Linked DNA regions of Homo sapiens: region 2 is linked to region 1. A link is a loop called in an ENCODE intact Hi-C map of the cell type or tissue named here. Cell type or tissue: GM12878. All regions are shown on one strand.

Region 1 (4,000 bases):
GAATAGAATTCCCAGTGCCTCCAATGCCAGCCTTACAGAAGTAATTACTCTTGGTACCTCTAGTTTGAAGTGCTCTGTCCAGGGTACATGCTTCCTATTCCAAAGGTCAGGACCATTAAAAGAGATGCCTTTTCACTTGAAAGAAGGGTATGTTGGTGAGTGCCAAATCCTGAAGGGAATGACCAGCATAGAGTTTTAACCTAATAAGAAAAGCAGAAAAATCAGCCACCATCTCTGAAATAACAGGATTCACTTACAAAGTGTGTCTCTAAATACTATACAGCCATAAAAAGAATGAGATCATTTCCTTTGCAGGGACATGGATGGAGTTGGAAGCCATTATCCTTAGCAATCTAATGCAGGAATGGAAAACCAAACACCACATGTTCTCACTTATAAGTGGGAGCTGAATGATGGGAACACATGGACACATGGTGAGAAACAAGAAACATTGGAGTCTGTTGGGAGCTGTTGGGTGAGAGAGAGCATCAGGAAGAATAGCTAATGGATGCTGGGCTTAATAACTAGGTGATGGGATGATCTTTGCAGCAAACGACCATGACACACATTTACCTATGTCACAACCCTGCACATCCTGCACATGTACCCCTAAACTTAAAATAAAAGTTGAAGAAAATATGGGCAAAAAAACAAAAATCAAAGTATGGCTCTAAAGATGTTCCTGATAATAAAAATGGCACGCACAAAGTTATGACTAAAACTCCATCATATTCCTTTTTTACCTGGAGCCCAACTCAGAGGTCAATATTTTACTTCTGTCTCAATATCGCATCTCAACTCCCATTTTTTCCTTACATCGGGCAACCCTACTCTCACTCCCCTCTTCTTCGAACACCTACTGAATTTATAGGCTGCACTGTGAGAAGGTAAGACTACAGAGCATAGGCACATATTAGCAGAGCATTAGGCATTTTTACTTGTAAAGTCTCTCCCATGAAACACTCTCCTAAACAACAGCCATAATCTTTCTCCTTTCTGCTACTGAAGAAAATGTGGTCAAAGCAAGAATAATAAGGTTTTAGTCTAAGAAATCTGAACACCTAAGAGCTTTAAAGAAGGCAATCCAGCTTTCGTTTTGAAATCCAACAGGAATCCCTTAAACTTAATTAGGAATTTGATCACTGAAAACTTTATTTTGTGGAAACAACTAAATGTTTTCTCAGAATACAAAGGTATGGAAGGTCTTTAAATATGATTCATTGGAGCTGAGCCCAAAATCTTACTAGATACTAATACCATCTACCCAAAAGCAGCTGCTCTTCCCAACCAACTAGCTCAACGTTGTGGTTTTCACAAAGTTACAGCCAAACTGAGCTTATATTATTATGGCATCAGAATTTATATTAGTTTCCTAAGTCCCAGTGAGGAAATTTCCACATCCTGTCAGTAACTAGCTAAGTGCTATTCACGTTACCTCTAATCTTTGTAAGAATTCTGAGTTAATTACTATTATACTCCTTTACAGATTAGAAAATGGAGTCTCAGCAGGAGTAAGTGACTTTCTGCAGTCAGAGTTATGATTTCAGCTTTAATAAGGCTTTTCATAAGCCCAGAAAGCTAAAGTTATTTTTAGCTGAATAACTTATTATATGGACAGAAACATATTTTAAAGTGGTATTTCTGTGGATAAGACTGTTCCTCAGAGATAAAAAAGCTATTGTTTTCGGTTCTAGTTCTAGCAGTTTTATGCATATGCACTATGCATATATGGCAAATTGCTGCCCACCAGGTGTCAGGATAGGATTATATCAAAACCAACGTTCTTTATGGAATTGTGCTTATGAATTCAAATTATAACAAATCTGTAGATAGAAGTAATGGAACAATTTCTTTACAACAGGAGTGATCTGAATAGGACAAGACTTGCTGTAGGATACAGAAGACTCAAAAGCAGTATAATATATAGAAAGGTGTACTGGATTTGTAGCTAAGATACTTGGATTTCAGTAATTTTATATACTCTTTGTGCTGCTCTGATACGCTCTTTCCCTTCTGTGAGTTTCATTTCCTCATTATTAAAATAATATGATTTGAACTAGATGACCTTTAACTCCCTTCTAGCTCTCATTTGGTATGATTTCATGAGAATTCCCCCTCTGAACCCTGCTCCTAACTAATATCATCACCATTGACACTGCCACCATTTATGCAGCTGGTACCAACTCCATAAATCTTCACTCTCAATCTTCCCTGTCTTTTCACCACTCATCAGTAAGTCACTGGCACCACTAAGTAAACATGTTTATCAAATTTACTTCTCCATTTTATTTGATGCTGAAGCCTGTCTGTGGGCTTGTCATCCTGGGAGGGGAAGAAAAAATTAAACAGAGAAAACAAGTTGCTGATGGGGGCCCCTCCCACTCTCTAGAGGATAACTTTTACATGTCATCTGGGAACTTAACTTGCTTTGCCTCATCTTACCTTTTTCTTTTATTTTTTAACCACTAAATTTCACATGAATTATCCAAGCCAATCTGATCTCCATGACCCCGGTGTTCTTCATTCAGCCGCTTACAACCAGAACCAAAGAGTAGCAGCTAGAATTGGAAACTCTGCTGTTTCCTGAATAAATCTACATCAACTCCAAATAAGCCTGGTTGACATGAGATACACACAAATTTGGACACATTCTGCAAGTACAGACATTTTCTTCTGTTAGAGGAAGTGAAAATTATTTTTATCCTTAAAATGAATTAAAGCAATTAGACCATTAACAAAACAACAACTTAAAGTTTGAATTTGAACTTTCATGCAGGAATATGTATTGGACTTTCAATCATTTAGGAAGGCGGCCTAATTAGATATCATTTTTGCAGCTGTGGCAGCATTTTATGGGTGGAAATAATCATGTTCTTTGGAAGACCTGGTATCATATCATGTCTCAATTGTCGGTTCTCTGGCCTGAAACAATTCACTTCATATCACCAGGCTTCAGTTTCCTCTTTTGTAAAATTAGAATGGTTCCTGCCACATAATTTGTTTTGAGCATTAAAGAAAAATGTGTCTGAAAATAATAATCCGAGTAAACAGACAACCCACAGAATGAGAGAAAATATTTGCAGACTATGCATCTGACAAAGGACTAGAAACTAGAATCTACAAGGAACTCAAACAAGTCAGCAATAGAAAGAGAAATAATCCCATTATAGAGTGGGCAAAGGACATAAATAGAGATTCCTCAAAAGAAGATATACAAATGGCCAACAAACACGAAAAAATGCTCCACATCACTAATCGTCAGAGAAATGCAAATTAAAACCAGAATAAAATAGCACGTTACTGCAAGAATGGCTATTATTAAAAAGTGAAAAAAAAATAGATGCTGGTAGATATGTGGATAAAAGAGAAAGCTTCTACACTGCTGGTAGAAATGTAAATTAGTACAACTTCTATAGAAAACAGTATGGAGATTCCTTAAAGAGCTACAAGTAAATCTACCATTTGATACAGCAATCCTACTAATCACAATTGCAAAGATGTGGAATGAATCTATGTGCCAATTGACTAACGAGTGGATAAAGTAAATGTGGTGTATATACACTATGTAATACTCCTCAGCCATAAAAAGGATCGCAATAATGTATTTTTGCAGTAACTTGGATGGAGGTGGAGTCCACTATTCTAAGTAAAGTAACACAGGAGTGAAAAATAAAAAAAATAGATGTTCTCACTTATAAGTGACAGATAAGCTATGATTATGCAAAGGTATACAGAGTGATATAATGGAATCTAGAGACTCAGAAGAGGGTGGGTGAGACAGGCTAGGCATAAAAATATTACACATTAGGTACAACGTGCACTACTGAGGTGGTGGGTGCACTAAAAATCTCAGAATTTACTGCTATATAATTTACCCATGCAACAGAAAAAAACACTTGTAGTTCAAAAAATATTGAAATAGAAATGAAAAAAAGAAAATGTGTGTAAAAGTACCTATTTTCATGTCTGATACCCAATAAGTATTAAATAAATGTGAGTT
Region 2 (4,000 bases), 880 kb after region 1:
TGTTCCTGTTCTAAAATGTAGAAATGAAAGCAAAAGAAGCCCAAGGTCATATACCACGTGTCTAATGGAGTTGGGCATAATAGGGAGAAGGTGAAAGAACTAAAATAACTAGAGATGCCTAGTTTGAAATAGAGAAGGTTCAGGGGCTAACATAACTGTATCTTGGCAACCATCATCCACCATTCACTATTTCTGCAGAACCTCTTCTTCCAGGCCTCTGTACAAAGAAGGCCAACTGCTTCTTCTAGATTTTTATTTATTTTTTATTTTTAATTAATTAATTAATTATTGAGATAGAGCCTCACTCTGTTGCCCAGGCTGGAGTGCAGCAATGCGATCTCAGCTCACTGCAACCTCCACCTCCCAGGTTCAAGCAATCCTCCTGCCTCAGCCTCCCGAGTAGCTGGGATCACAGATGTGTGCAACCATGCCCAGCTACTTTTTGTATTTTTAGTAGAGACGGGGTTTCACCATGTTGGCCAGGCTGGTCTCCAACTCCTGACCTCAACCAATCCGCCCGCCTTGGCCTCCCAAAGTACTGGGATTACAGGCATGAGCCACCGTGCCTGGCCTTCTAGAGTTTTTGTTTTGTTTTGTTTTGTTTTGCTTTGTTTTGTTTTTTGAGACAGAGTCGCACTCTGTCACCCAGGCTGGAGTGCAGCGGTGCAATCTTGGCTCACTGCAACCTCCGCCTCCCAGGTTCAAACGATTCTCCTGCCCCAGGCTCCCGAGTAGCTGGGATTACAGGTGCGTGCCACCACGCCTGGCTAATTTTTGTGTTTTTAGCAGAGACAGGGTTTCACCATGTTGGTCAGGCTGGTCTTGAACTCCTGACCTCTTGATCTGTCCACCTTGGCCTCCCAAAGTGCTGGGATTATAGGCATGAGCCACCACACCTGGCCTAGATTTTTAAGGGAGGAGAGAGATGGGGGACCAATAGCCAGACAGACCCTAACTTCTCTATCAAGAAGCACAGCCATCACTTTTTAACTCGGCCTCAATTCCATCACAGAGACAGGCCCTGGGCCAGGAAACTCCATGTAATCCTAAAACTCCAACCTATAATCCCAACAAGGAGATGAAAGGCCCATGACAAAAACTTCCCATAATCCCAAGTAACTTGCCCCTAAGGAGAGAATGTGCTTGTGGTTCTCAATCCTGCCTGAACATCAGAGTTATCTAGGGATACTGGGCCCCATCCCAGAATTTCTATTTTAAAACAAACAACTTGGGTATGCAGCCCAGGTTGAGAACTAAAGCTCTTAACCCAGTAGTTCTCAAACAATAGCATGAATCAGAATCATGCTGGAAGGCTTGTTGAACTGTGAATTGCTGGGCTCCACCGTAGAAGCTGTAGATTCACTTGTCTGGAGAGCAGCCCAAGAACTTGAATTTTCATCAATTTCCCAGGTGATGTTGATGTTACTGGTTCCAGAGACCACACTCTGTAAACAACTGGCATAACCTATCAGAGTTTGGCCTTGATATCTTTTTTCTTTTCTTTTCTTTTCTTTTCTTTTCTTTCTTTTCTTTTCTGTTTTAGACAGAGTCTCACTCTGTCGCCCAGGTTGGAGTGCCACGGCATGATCTTGGTTCACTGAAACCTCCATTTCCCAGGTTCAAGCAAGTCTCATGCCTCAGCTAGTAGCTGGGATTACAGGCATGCGCCACCATGCCCAGCTAATTTTTGTATTAGGTTATTGCAAAAGTAATTGTGGCTTTTGCCATTAAAAGTAATATTTTTAGTAGAGACGAGTTTTCACTATGTTGGCCAGGCTGGTCTCGAACTCCTGGCCTCAAGTGATCTGCCTGCCTTGGCCTCCCAGAGTGCTAGGATTGCAGGCATGAGCCACCGTGCCTGGCCCGGCCTTGATTTCTAACAATTCCCATGGCTTCCTCCTCAGTTTGCCCCTGCACCAAATCATTGCTGAGGATATTAGAACTAACCCCAACCCTCAGTTATCAAGTCAGTCTCTACCTTGTGTATCACTACAGAAAATAATCAGCTCACAACCCTCCCAAGGTCACCACAGCTTAAGCAGAGGGAAACACAAACACACACATCCCTCAAGCTAAATTTTCCCCTCAACACTGAAACCTTCACAACTGGCTTCTGAAGAGAAGGGCTGACCCATCAGGGAATAGCAGTCTTTGACCTCACTCTTTCACTGGAGCCTACATAATACAGAGTGCACAGATTTGTCAGCAGTCAAATCAAACACTTTTCCAGCAGGAGATAAACTTAACTCTGAGATCAGAAACCTCATCTTGTCACACTTACGAGGTTTATCATACCTCATGAGAACTTCTGAGTTTCTTTCCAAGGCTGATGACCCCATTGCTTTTGCCAGCATCCTTCAAAGGCATTGTGAACTTGTAGACAGGGGCAGAGAATAAGGGTCTGTGGAAAGCTCAAAATGTGTAATGGAGTCATAGTGAGAGTTTAAAAAAAAAACATGACTCATATGGAACTCATGACTCACTCTCATGAGGAGTGTGACATTCCTTCAAATAACGCCTTATACCATCTGTGAAAAGGGACTTTAAGAGTCTCAGTCAAAAGCTCATTATAGGCCAGGCACAGAGGCTCATGCCTGTAATCCCAGCACTTTAGGAGGCAGAGGTGGGTGGATCACCTGAGGTCAGGAGTTTGAGACCAGCCTGGCCAACATGGCAAAACCCCATTTCTACTAAAAATACAAAAAATTAGCTGGGCATGGTGGTGGGTGCCTGTAATCCCAGCTACTTGGGAGTCTGAGGCAAGAGAATCGCTTGAACCCGGGAGGCGGAGGTTGCAGTGAGCCGAAATTGCACCATTGCACTACAGCCTGGGCAACAGAGCAAGACTCTGTCTCAAAAAAAAAGCTTGCTATAAAGTGTAAATAGCTTATTTTTTAAAAAATATTCTAGGCTTTCTCTGTGGAAGTGGAAGGAATGGATACTTCCATTTCCACCCTTGGCAGTTTTTTGACAGTGCTACTATTTAGCATTAGCGTGGGAATGGAAGAAATGAGAAAGGAGGTGACCCAGGGTCCATACTCTAGTCTAAGGGATCTAATGGAACTTGATGCCCAGAAAAAGCACTTCAGAATTGCTTAGCATTGACAATTTTCAGTCTTGTCACACGATTTTCCATGACGTTTTACAGAAGAGAAAAGGAGGCCCAGAGAAGTAGTGAGACTGGAGGACAGGAGAGTTCCCTGACTCCCTCAAGGGACTTGCAAGGGTGTGGGTGGGGGGACTCATTTTGCTCAAATTGACCTCAAACCCCTTGAGGGAGGGGGAGCACGCAGGTGAGTGGGTGCAGGAGCCAGGTCAAGTGCCTTTAGATGCTGGCAGGAACAAATCCTGTACCAGCTTGCAACAGTGTCTAGCAGTTGCCCATGACCTCTGGAGCCCCAGAAGATGTGCGTTATAAATAATGCCCTTTTAGCAGTTGCCATCTGTGGACAAATGGCTTCCCTGAAGCCTGGCCTTCTTCCTGCTCCATCCCCCTTTCAGCTCCCCTTCTGCTGAGGGCCACTTCCACTGCTTAATAAAGTCTTCACATTCAACACTCTTCAAGTCCATGTGACCTGATTCTTCCTGGACACTTGACAAGAACCCAGTTACCAAGAGGGTATGTATGACTGAAATTCAAATCCAAGCCTCCTGACCTCAAATCCAGTGCTCTTACCACCTCAGCAGAGGTGGTGCAAAACAGAACTTGATGCCTGTTCCCCAAAGGCTACTGCATAGACTGTGGGTAATTTGAGCCCAGAGTTCTGTGTAGAATTCTACCTGCTCCTTTTAACTGCCTGCTCCTGGCATATCTGAGGTGTGGTGAAACCCAATCAAGAATGACTGCAGTGGTCAAAATGGAAATTAACCCTAAACTTGTATATGCTGTCTTAGAGAGTTTATTAGACTGAGCTTGGAATTACATTTTTAAAGCATTATAATAACTTGTATAGCAGATTTTGCACAGTAGTTACGGCAACACCCATCTTGGGATGTATGT

What was found. Hi-C counts contacts between places; a loop is a spot of excess contacts. Peaks named below come from ENCODE experiments on the same cell type or tissue, not always from the same donor. Only the 100,000 strongest peaks of a DNase experiment are listed, where the experiment ranks them.
Region 2: a loop joins it to region 1, with 4 times the contacts of the local background. A loop is called at or near these places in 1 of 110 quality-filtered maps.

The regions. Positions count from the first base shown.
Region 1 is chrX:78,948,393-78,952,392 of GRCh38, reverse strand. P2RY10 (P2Y receptor family member 10) reads right to left here. Exons shown (of 4, transcript NM_014499.4): 3 at 58-200. Among named protein-coding and RNA genes, the nearest start is that of P2RY10, 5.0 kb to the right of the region's middle. In GM12878, a CTCF peak has its summit at 1,751 (motif pointing right); no DNase peak of the experiment used is centred here; H3K4me3 peaks cover 3,776 bases; H3K27ac peaks cover 2,962 bases.
Region 2 is chrX:78,063,568-78,067,567 of GRCh38, reverse strand. No RefSeq gene overlaps it. Among named protein-coding and RNA genes, the nearest start is that of PGK1, 39 kb to the left of the region's middle. RefSeq lists an enhancer at 2,279-2,568. In GM12878, no CTCF peak of the experiment used is centred here; DNase peaks (open chromatin) are centred at 2,187, 2,197 and 3,169; H3K27ac peaks cover 3,275 bases.